Regions from separate parts of the Mus musculus genome. Here region 2 is linked to region 1. Evidence: chromatin contacts called from ENCODE POLR2A ChIA-PET data. All regions are on one chromosome and are shown on one strand. Each heading gives the region's core, a stretch centred on a gene start or an enhancer-like site at or near the end of the contact. The rest is flanking DNA. Distances are from core to core; before and after follow the strand shown.

Region 1 (5,960 bases), core at 2,480-4,979:
ACATATATAACCTCTTGGTGGACAGAACACCTCCAAACCACATCAGCCTTAAGATTTGGGGGGGGCATTACATGTGTAACCCCTGGGTCTAATCTACTCATAAGGTTCTCTCACGGTGGGGAGATGCCAAAGAGAAGGTCAAAGGGAATGACCACAGACATAAGGTCCACGTGCTACTTGGAAAAGACAAACCTGTAGTGGTCTTTGAACATGGTATCTGCCTGGAGGCATGAGTCAAGGCATGTGGGCAGTGTCTCACCTGTGGACAGGGTCTAACATGTGGACAGGTGAGGGACACAGGTTCTCCAAACCTCCCTCCACCCCTGCATCAGCCATCTGCAGAACCATAAGGCTATAATGTGCTCCGTTGTGCATTGCTCAGATCTGTTTATTATTTTCTTGCCATGTCAGCAACAGAACACTAATGCACTGTGTGAAAGAGAATCTGACTGGCCCTAGGGCTTTTCACTGCAGCGTAGAGCTAGAAGCCTAGCAACAAATCCCAAGGTTTGGCTTGTTTGTTTGTTTGTTTGTTTGTTTTCCCAACTCTACTGAGCTAGAATTTGCATCCTCTCAAGCATACCTGGTATAAGTACGCACTCATTGGTTTTAGCATATTCTAGAATGTGCCCCTGTCGCTACTACTTTTAGATCATTTTTTTTTTCTCATCTCTCCAAAGAAACCTCATTCTCTAGGGCTGCCATGACAAAATACCACAGGCGTGTGACTAAACAATAGTTTGGAAGGCTGGAAGTACAAATGAAAGGTACTAGCAGTGTGGTGTGTGTCATGGGCTCGTGTGTTTGAACACTTGGTCCCAAACTGGAAGAGTGTGGGATCGTAGGAGGTCTGGCTTGCAGGAAGAAGGGGCTCACTGGGGATGGGCCTTGAGGTTCCATCCCACTTCCCGCCCACTATCATCCAATAAGCCAAAGGCTAAGCGTGCCATTGGACAGCATCTGAGGCAGGGGCGCTGTAACCGCCCACCTGATGTTTCCACTGCTTATTTGGAAAATGCCTTGACTTCTTACTTTCTTTTGTTTTGCCACTCTAAATACATATCTTTATTTTTATGTGCATTGGTGTTTTGTCAGCATGCATGTCTGTGTGAGGGTGTCCGATCTCCTAGAACTGGAGTTTCAGACACTTCTGAGCTGCCATGTGGGTTCTGGGAATTGAACCTGGACTGAGCCATCTCTCCAGCCCTCTTTTGCAATTCTAAAAACTTCTTGAAGCTTTTACCACATTGGAGCATGGTGTTTGGTGTAAATCTGTGTTCCCTAGCCATGGTCACTCATATTTGGCTCTAGAATAAACTCTCTCTTATTCCCTTTGAGATGACAGCTTTGTTTTTGAGCTGACAATAGAAAAGTGTGCCGACTTTTATCTTTGAACAGCAACTCTTCTGTTTATTATCTGACTGCCTCTAATTAATATCCTGAATATTTGAAATTACGTACTTTTGGTCGCAAGAAGTATTTCTTACCCTCAGATTGTTCCCCCTCAGTGTCTTTTTGACTTGGGCTGGCAAGATGGCTCAGTGGGGAATGGCATTCAATTTGCTGCACATGAATATTCAGTTTGCAGCCTCCAGCCCTTTGAAAAGCATCAGTAAGCCACTCATAAGGGCAGAGAGCCCTGTGGCCCAGGGTCTCCCTCTGAGGTCCCATGTTGTTGCATTGGACTCTAAGTTTCCAAAACATACTCTTTGGGAGATACAGTGAAACACCATGACAAGGCTCCTCGGAGTTTCTGACCAGTCTACCCAAGGAATGTAGCTGGCAATAACGTCTTAAATGGTGGAAACTCTCAGCTTAGCTCCAGGCAGGATTGTAACAGCCGTGAGCTTCATTCAGCCTCTTAAGGTCCACAGAGCCTGCGGGACGGTTCCCTCCCACCCCATCAAATGCCTCCTGTCTCGGTGTCTTCCCAAGGGCGGCTGCAAGGCTGTGGTGTAGAAACTGTCTCTCTTCAAGCTGTGCACCGTTATCTTAAGGAGAGTCACCTGAAGCTGAAGAGCTCAATCTGTGAGTCAATACAGGAACCCCAGGCTAACCTCAAGTTGTGAGAGCAAAATGGATCAAAGGTAATTTTTATTTCTTGCCAGAATGGAACACAGCACCCTTTGTCAGTCATTCCTGCCAACCGCTGCCAAGTACTTCCATAGATAAGGGGACAGGCATTGTGAGAGAGGGAACGTCATCGTCCCCACCACACTCAGTGAATTCCTAAAACCAGCAGCTCTGGTCCCAAGGATGTCTCTGCAATCTGTTTCTTTCATCAGAGGGCTCCGTGAGCTGCCAGAAGGGCCGGGCCAAGACAGACAGGGACCACTCCCATCCTCTGCTGTATCCTGCTTCCCTGTGGAGGCTGCTGATCTTTGTCTAAACCAGCCCTACATTTAATGCCAAACATGTTTATCCAGTAGGTGGGAATCCCGAAGCTCACCTTACAGGCTGCTGAGGATCTGTTGAGGCACCAAGGTCAGTAGGAAACAGACTGAAAGGGACTTGCTCACATTTCTCCCTACCCCCACCCGCCCTTCCCCTTTCCCTAACAGCTAGCCATTTGAAGCCAACCTCTCTTGAGCAAAGCAGAAAGAAGGCTTTATTCCTTGGATGTAGAAGAACTTGGTGTTTCCCACTCTTCTGATATAAAATGTTACAAAAAGTTAAACAGTTTTTGAAACATGTGGCCTCAAAAAGATTTCTTTTTGGAGGCCACCGGTTCTTGGCTTTGGAAAATGGGTTCTCCTCAAAAGTGTCAGTGATTCTAGTGTGGGGTGCAGAGGAAGGACACTATCTTTACAGCAAACCCACCAACTAATTCTTCCCTCCAAGTTACAGAATGGCAACAACTTGTTAGACCCCAGGGACAGACACCTGGAGATTGGTGGAAAAGCACAATGTCTGGCTGGAATAAAAGTGTGCACCAACCCGGACTCTCCTGGGGACACCTGGAATACCTTCAGGTGACCTGAGGCCTGAGTATTTTCATAACTCTTAGGATGTGACAAGGCTCTTCTGTAACAAAGAGACCAATCTGGTTCCCAGGAAGAAGGGAACACATGAGGTTAGGAGAACTATAACCTCAGGCATTGCTAACAGTACTGCAGAGCAAGGGATCCGTTTAAAAATTGCAACTTTCAGCCCATAATGCTCTGTTCTGAATGCACTGGAAAGCCGGTTCAGTAGGGCTCCACGTGCCTCCTGGCACTCTCCCCGCTCAGCCTTGCCTCACAAATCACACCCTTTGCCCTAAGCCTCTCCACCTGCCCTTTTCTATACAACTCCTCCACCACCAGGGATTCTGTGGGGTCTCTGCCCGACTCTGCTCGCCTAGCTCCAGGTCAACGCCCCAAACCCCGGCCCCAGGCCCACCACCCTCCAGCCCTTTCCGCGGAGCTCCGCTTTGTCTCTCCCTACTAACCCCATCCTCCAGGCCTCTCCTAGACCTAAGATCCCTAAGCTTTCCCGTTAAGGTCGCCCCGGTCTTTCTCTCGCAGACAAGACCCTGGAATTCACTAAGTTAACCCCATTCCTCTAAGCTACAGTATCTCCTTTGGGACCTTAGGCCACGCCCCCCGTCTTGCCCCCAGGCCCGGTTGCCCAGCCACCCTTTCCACAAAGCTTCGCCCCGCCCCTCTGAACCTGGGCCACACCCCTGCCCCGCCCCTCACGCCCCGCCCTCTTAGAGGCGCGGACCACGGAGCCCCGCGCCTTTTGTGTGGAGCTTCGCTGCGGCGCGCGCTCATTCCCTCCGCGGCCGCCGACCGAGGGGCGTCGGCGCGCGCAGTCTCCTCGGCGGGCGGAGGGGTCCTCCGCCCCGCGTGCACCCCGCACCCCGGACCCCATCCTCCGGCCGCCGCCCCGAGTCTCAGGCGGACGCGCGCGCTCGCTCCCGCCCGCGAGACCCCGCCGCTCGCCCCCTCCCCCGGCCCGTCGGCGGGCGGTCGGGACGCGCACGCGCCGGCCCGGGCACGCGCGCCCGCCAAGATGGCAGGGGCCGGGGCCCAGCTGTCAGTCGCCACCGCCGCCGCCGCCGCGGCCGCGCTGCCTCGCAGCTAGCGGCCCGGACGCCCGCCGGAGAAGATGAGCCCCCGCCGCCGCCTGCAGCCCAGCCAGACGCGGAGCCGCCGCGCCCGGGGTCGGCTGCCCCGCTAGCGTCCCGTCGCGCCGCGCTTTCATCCCCGGCCCCGTGCCCGCCCGGCAGCCACGATGAGGTGAGTCGGGGCCTCGAGCGCAGCGAGGCCTGGAGCGCCCGGCGTGGAGGGTGGGGTGCCCGGGCATCGAAGCGGCCCCAGAGCCCCCAGCCGGCGGCCCAAGCACCAGAAGACGCTCAGGCCGCGGGGTCCGCGGGAGGCCGCGCCCGCCTTGCGGTGCCTTACCGCTGCGCGCGCCGCGCCGGCGGTCCACACTTTGCCATCCGCACGGAGCTCTTCTCCATTAGGGCGCTCTCCTCTTCACCTTTCTCTTCTGACCTGTCCCCTTTCTCTTGCCAACCCTCAGAGTGTGCAACCCCAAAAGGTACGGCTTTTGATGTGCCACTCAGCTAGAACCTTGTCAACACCCAGAAACCCGCGTGCCCTCTTCATTTGCTGCACCCAGCCTTCCTTTCCAGACTAACCTTAGCCTGCTTTCTGGGGTGGGGTGGGGCGCGGGGCAGCGTATGCCGGGTTTTCTTTCTCTCTTTCTTTTTCTTTTTTTCTGTGCAATTTTATCTTCTAGGCACATCTTTCTTAAACACCGTAGCGTCCAATTGTAGATTCGGTTCACCTGTTCTGTGAACTGTTTAAATCAAATAATGCACTGTTGTAATTTTTGTGTCTGCCTACTTTCATCAAAGATATTTCTGAAGTTCGTCCATAGTGTTTCTATTATCTACTTACTGTCCTGCATAGTATAGATAGTACACACTGTATCCATTCTACTGTTAGTAGACTTTTGAGTTGTGTGTAGCTTTTCCCCATTAACGTTGCAATGAATATGCCGGTGGGTGTACTTCCTAAAGCATTCATATCTATTGAGTAGATAGTTTCCCTACCCACAAGTAAGTTGGGTTTTTTGTTTGTCTGTTTGTTTTGTTTCGTTTTTTTGTTTGTTTGGTTTTTTTTACATAAAAAACATGTACATCTTTTGTCGTAGTTGATAGAACTAAATCCCCAAAATCATGTTATCACTTTATACCAGCAAGCATTTACTAGCCCTTGTTTAAAAATTCCTGACACCTCTTGGTATTGTCTGTGTGAAATTTTAGCCATTATGGTGAGTGTGAAGTGACATTCCATCAGGGTTTTAATTTGCAGTTTCTGGTTGACTAAAGCGACTGATTGTCCATTTGTGTGTGTTTGGTGGTTTTTTTGTTTTTTGTTTTTTAAATAAAGTGTCTGTTTAAGTATTGTCCAGTTTAGCTTCTTCTTAATTAGTAGAGTTTCCTATTTTTAAGTGAAGAAGATAGCTTGTTAACATTTTGAAGAAATGCTAGTATTTTGCTTTTCATATGAAATGATGCTGTCTACCTGGAGTTGGTTTCTGTGTAATGTGGAAACAGAATTCATGTTTTACTTTCTCCTAGCATGATTTATTCCTCGCTGTTTACCAAGATCACCGTTTCCATCAACTGCAATGCCACCTTTGTCACCTTCCAGTCTTCCATGTGGGGTCATTTCTGTCTGTCTGGAGAACATCTTTTAGTGTTTGTCTTTCTGCCTATTGCAGTGTTGGGTATATCAGACCAAGGGTCTTGTATGCATCCACTGGTTGAATTCCGAAGCTTTTGTCTGTTTGTTTTTTGTATCTTTTATGTGTATGCATGCATGTGTGCATACATTGTGTGTGTGTGGGGACACCCAAGCCTGGGGGTGGCATTGGGAGTTGCTCTTCAATTTCTTCACTGAGGCAGGGTCTCTCGGGTGAACCCACAGCTGGCCACTAACGATCTGTGGTCCTGTCTCCGCCTA
Region 2 (5,960 bases), core at 2,367-4,866, 370 kb before region 1:
GGTGCAAACCAGAAACCCTGAAAAATAAGAGACCTTTACTATAATTAATAATCTCAAGTGGTGAATACAAACCAGAACGAATTAGTCTCATTATAGTAGAAGTAAAAGGCCACACAGCAATTCCAAATATCCTCCTCTAACAGAAAGTGAGTCCAAACATAATAGTGAAAATCATGAGCTAATTGAAAAAGCAAATACCTGGCCACAGCTGCTCTTTGCAGCAGAACAATATATTCACTGTTGTGTTAAAATAATCTAATTGTAACAAATGGTTCCTCTGCTTCTTTAGAACAACACAGCTTGCCTCCATTCCCAGGACTTTGCTCTAAGAGGAAACACACTGAAATTCGTCTGCTCCAGGAAAATCACCAGGCTCAGTAGCCAATAGCAGGCCACCACTTTCTCAAGATGGGAACTTTCCAGCAAACTACACACAACAAACACAGTTCCATTTCTAGCAGCTACTTCTGAGTCAAACTGAGACAGACTCTGTAAGTAAAACAGTTCAGAAACTTGGAAAGCCTCGCTCGCCCTGCTTGCAGGGGCCATAGTGTATTTCACTCACAGTTTTACAAACATTCCATCCTCACAGCATCAATCAGTCCAATGTTCCATTGCAGATTCAGCCACCAGCAGGTGGAAATAGGTAAGGGGACAGACAAAGTTCACCACTACTGAACATATAATACAAAGCTCTTCTGGTGACTACTCCCTGAAGGACACAATGTGACAACTATTTGCATGGCAGAGACATTGTAATAAGTACTGGAAGCAATATACAGACAACTCAAACCTTGAGAGAGGTTAGTGTGCAAGTTAGATGCAAATACTTCCCCACTGCATATAAGGTCTGAAGCAGTTAAGGGTGGGGATAAGGACAACCTCTGTGGACTGGGGACTCTCCTAGATTTACTACAAGCAAACCTACTCTATGTGTTCCTGGTGCAACTATGTTGAGCACAGTCATCTTTAACATTCTCTTTTAGGTGATCAAGATTTAGGTTACTGACTGTTCACCACAGTGCTGAACATAGAAACAGTTTTCTAGTGGTTGACCTATGGAACAATAACAATAAAAAACTGAATATTGCCTCCTCATTGTCTTATAATCACATGGCTTCTAAAGAAATGGTTTAATCATCTTTAAATTTGGCCTAAATATGCATCACATAAAAAAGATAGTCAATGACAATGATATGTTTGTACTGAAGATGGAATTCAGGCCTTCTCACACAATAAGCAAACACTCTAACACTGAGCTAGATCCCCAGCCAGTCAGGGTCTCTCACACAGTCTAGGCTAGCTTTAAACCTAAGATCCTCCTGCCTCAGGCCCCTGAGTAGCAAGGGCTAATGTTAGCTATGCCACAAGGCCCAGCTAACAGCATTTCAGTGAGAATTTTACTGGACATTTATAAACAGAAAAGGAACAGAAACCCTCATTGCTAGAACCCACATCAGCACAATGTTTGGATCTTCAAGTCCAGCATAGCTCCACTGAGATGTTTGCACAGTGAAAAAGGAGGGAGAAATAGCAACTACTTCCCTCCAAGGGAACTAGAGTTGCATATCCAGATATTAGTAATATCTCAAAAGAGAAAGGAACGCACGGTAAAAAGAAGGTAGGGGCAATAAAGACCAAGGTTGTTTAGAGTCCCAGTAAGATGTTCTTTTTTTCTGTAGCTTTTCAGAACTTGGTTTTGCAAACTGTTTTCTTAAGCCCTAGAAAAACTCCTTCCCAAATGGCTGGAATTCCACCAAAATATCAATCATGGCGCCCCAGAGACCCATCTATAAAGTGAGCCTCTACAGGTAGGAGCCTACATACACACTGTAGGTTCCAGTGAGTCTAGACAAACTTTTTAACTTGGGGAGGAAATGTCCTTTTATACTGCTGTATTTTAAGGGTGCGTTCACTTAAAACTCCCCAAGACTATCACTGTTTAAAACTCATTTTAAAAACACCCTCAGCATCGCCTTTGAAAGGGAAATGGGAACAGTATCACATATGAAAAACCCACACTTTCAGTGTCCAAGTCTGGTTTTAGTTTTTGTGTGTTTTTTGAAAGGGTCTCCCTATGTAGCTCTGGCAGGCCTGAAACTCCGGATTCCCTGCCTCAGCCTTCCTGGATGCAGTTCTGTTACATCTATCAGTAAAACCTCAATCTTCTAAGGGTCTGCAAAGGCAAGATGGCTGTCAACATCCTGTTCAAATGTGTTTACTTCGGTAACAACACCGTTTTCGTTTAGAAATGGATTACAGCATGTCCCGAGTCATCTTTACGCGTGCACCCCTCCAGAAACGCACCAACGTCCTCTCCCGACACGACGCGGAGGGGGTGAGGCCCCTCGGCAGCCAGTGGCGCACGTCACTAATCAGCTCCTTCTCCAAGAGTGGCAGGCGGGGAGAAGAGGCAGAGTCGCATGCCCAGGCTGCAGCCGCAAGAAGGAAGAGTTGAAAATCGGAATGGCAAACTCCGAGAGCACGGACCGCTTCTCTCTCGCAGCGCGCTCGTCGCGTGTGGACCTCGGCCAGGGGCGCGTGGGAAGAAACCTGACCTATTTTCTACGCCCGCCTTTGCGAGCGGGCAGTGGAGGACAAGGCGCGGGGGCCGGGCTCCCCGTGGGCAACAGAGAGCTGCAGAGGGGCCTCGGCCCCAAGCCGCGTGCGCCTGCCACCGGAGGAAGGAAACCAAGGCTGCAGCCCGCCGCACGCAGTCCCAGCGCCCCGCGCGCACTCCGGGCCCCGGCCGTACCCGAGGGCGGCGCCCAGGCCGCGCCCAGGCCGCGCCCTGAACCTGCCGCCTGCCCCCGTCCCGGTGGAAGAGGGAAGCTGCAGACGCTCGCCAGTCCCCTCAGGGACCGGGCCTGCCGGGCCTCGGAGCCCACAGCCTCCCAGGCCCTGAGAACTCGGTCGCGGCCGAGCACCGGACCTCGGAGTCCGCACGCTCGGCCTCACCTCCTTAAGGAGCGGTGGAACCCCGTCCCCTCAGCCCGCGGGCCGCACGCGGGTGCTTGCCGTCCGCACTCACCTGCCCGCTTCGTCTTCGCGCAGCGGCGGCGCCACACTCCGGCCGGGACCCCACCGTCCGCCTCAACCAACCCCCAGGCGGCGGCGGCGGCGGTGGCGGCGGCGGCCGGACGGGAGGGGCTGGACGGCAGCCAGAGACAGCCCCGCCGCCTAGGCCCAACCCGGCTCCGCCCGCCCCTGGGCCCCGCCCACGGGCCGCCGCCGCCGTTCATTGGCCCGCACCTAACACGCCTCGGCGCGGCTCCGCCCCGCCGCCCATCCGCCCGCCAGCCAGGGTGCTGATCAGCCATTGGACATCAGCAACCGGGGCGGAGCCGTATCCGAAGACTCGATTGGTTAGATCTCGCGCTGTGATTGAACGACGGGAGCCCTGGCTCCGCCTCCGGGCCGAAGTTCCGTTAACAGGTTCGGTTGCTCCCGAACTCCCTTTCGCCAAGGGGGTGGGGCGATGGGAGGGTGTGTGCGAGTGTTTCCCCTCCCCCTACGGGCCGCAGTCCACAAGGCCGCAGGGTAGGCGGAGCGGCGACTGTTGACTTGTTACTTTTTTTCTTTTTTTTAGCTTTACTTTCTTCTAATTGGTTGACAGGCACCTGACTTTCGCCGCCCCCTCCGGCCGCTTCTTAACGTCCCGAGACGCAGGGAAATGACGTAGTTCCCCGACATTCCACCTCCAAGATGGCTGCTGTCAGGAAGGAGAGACGTCGCTGAGGGTTTTGCCTGAGGCGAGGGGTGAGTATCTAGCTGGCCGCGGGCAGCGCCGCCCACCGTCTGCGCTCCTGGTGGTCCGAGGAGGGTATTTTCCAGCTGCCTGGGTTCTACGGAAGAGTCCGGCTTCCCGGATTCCACCGCCCTCCTTGGAATCCCTGATGCACGTTGAAATTAGCAGGCGACGCGGGGTTGGCGGCGAGGGAGCTTCGGGACAGGGTCGGGTCCTCTGGGGTGCGCCGCTAATGCCTGGAACTGGAAGCTGACCTCGCAGAGGAAAGTGGTTGCGGTTTGGGGGATTCCTAGCCGAGGAATAAAAGGGTGGCGGGGCTTACACGCACAGACCCTGCCTCAGACCGACCCGGTCACCCACGGCTTGTGGATCCCTCTGTTAAGTAGGATTGAGGCTTTGGAAAGTGTTCCGTGACTCTTGAACCACGGAACTCAGGTAGGACCAGGAATGAAAAGGGACTTCCTCGATAAGACTCGTTCTTACCCAGACGTCATCCTCTCCTGAGTGCTTGTTTGCCTCGGTGTTAGGGGAACTGATCTTTATTAAGTTGAGAAATAACATGTATATGTTAATCTGAAAACGTTTAAGCAGTTTAACCTGCCTAATGTATTCTTGGTGGTGTTCTTAACTTTGGACTACCAATAAAACACAGCTTTCCATAAGTCACTCAGTGTTTAAAATCAGTTATCACAGACTGGCTGTCTTCCTACGTAACCCTGGCTGGTGTGTAGCTCTCTCTGTAAACTAGGCTGGCCTCCAGCGCAAAGATATCTTCCTGCCTCTGCCTCCAGAATGCTGGACTTAAAATTAAAAAGTCATGTGCCATGAGTCTTAGCTAAAGACTGGCCTTTTAGGTTTTAAAGACAAACCTCACACAGGTGGTATCTTGATATATGTTGTTTAAAGAATAATTGGCCAGCATTTTGCAGTTGTGGGTGTCTTTAACTTTTTTTTTATGAGTGATTCCATGAAAGTGTAGTGATTTCAAGCCTCAATACCTAGAACATTATATGGCACTTAGTAAACTATTGCTGAATGAATGATAATAGTTGAGAAATAGTAATGTTGATAAACATTTTGATTAAAATTGTTAGTGTCAGTTGGGTGGTAGTGGTGGCTCACATCTTTAATTAGAACACTTGGGGTCAGGGGCATGCAGATCTGTCTGAATTGAAGGCCATCCTGGTATACAGATCAAGTTCCAGAACAGCCGAGGCTACATAGAGAAGCAGTGTCCCAGAAACCAAGAGAGAGAGAGAGAAGCTGTTAGTGTTGTCAAAATCTGTTTGCTAAATAATCGATGGCAAGTCAAAAATTGCCCACGATAAATAAAATTGGTTTTAGGTGTTTCCTTTTTTTGTAGGAATTTCTTAAACAATAGCTAGTTAGGTTAAGTCTAATTCGTATTCTTAAGAGCAGATACATTACATAGCATTTATGTTGCAGAGTAATTTCAATGTCACGTAACTGTTGAGAGCTTTTGAGAAGTACTACAAATACAGTTAACGATGGAGGACTGTGATAGAGGCCAATCCCTGTCTAGAATCTTCTTAAAGTATAGATCAGCTATCTCTTTGATGTAAGAACTGATTAATGATCCAACTTCTGATAGAAAAAAGCTAAGTGATACAGATTGCATTCTTGTTGATAAAGGGTAGAACCAGGGCTGGAGAGATGGCTTGGTAGCTAAGAGTACTTGCTGTTCTTTCAGTGCACATGAGTTTTGTTCCTGAACACACATGACAGGCAGTTTCTGAAAACCCGTAATCCCAGCCACAGATAATCCACTCCTCACTACTGGCACCTATATACATGTGATTTACATAGGCACATATAAATGAAAAAAAATCTTTCTAAAAATACATATAAAAAAACAGGACTGGAGAGACAGCTCTGTGGATAAAGCATTTTTTATACAAGCACAAAGACCAGAGTTGAGATCCCTAGCACCCATATAAATAGCTGGACCTCATGGCGCACCTCTAACTGCAGTGCTACAAGGCAGGAGGATCCTATTGCATCACTGGCCGCCCAGCCTACCCTGCTGACCTTTCTCCAGGTTCCGTGAGAAACCCTATCTCAAAAAGTAAGCTTGAGGAAGATGTGCTTATGGCGTCCTCTGGCCTCTGTGTATGCCACGCAAGAGACCACAGCCTCATATGTGCATACACCAGAGTTTATTCCACTATAAATAGAGGGATGCTGAACATAA

The links. ChIA-PET counts read pairs that join two places held with the same protein, here RNA polymerase II (POLR2A).
Region 2: POLR2A ChIA-PET joins it to region 1 with 10 read pairs in embryonic stem cell. The contact joins the promoter of Ccnk here to the promoter of Evl in region 1. POLR2A ChIA-PET finds 5 or more read pairs at or near these places in 2 of 5 experiments (Patski and embryonic stem cell).

Annotation. Positions count from the first base shown.
Region 1 is chr12:108,550,991-108,556,950 of GRCm38, forward strand. It overlaps Evl (Ena-vasodilator stimulated phosphoprotein), which reads left to right and starts at 3,730. Exons shown (of 13, transcript NM_007965.3): 1 at 3,730-4,223. The coding sequence starts at 4,219. It overlaps Gm16596 (predicted gene, 16596), which reads right to left and starts at 4,628. Exons shown (of 3, transcript NR_045753.1): 1 at 4,389-4,628.
Region 2 is chr12:108,176,122-108,182,081 of GRCm38, forward strand. Ccnk (cyclin K) reads left to right here and starts at 3,617. Exons shown (of 12, transcript NM_009832.2): 1 at 3,617-3,759. Setd3 (SET domain containing 3) reads right to left here and starts at 3,163. Exons shown (of 13, transcript NM_028262.3): 1 at 3,032-3,163.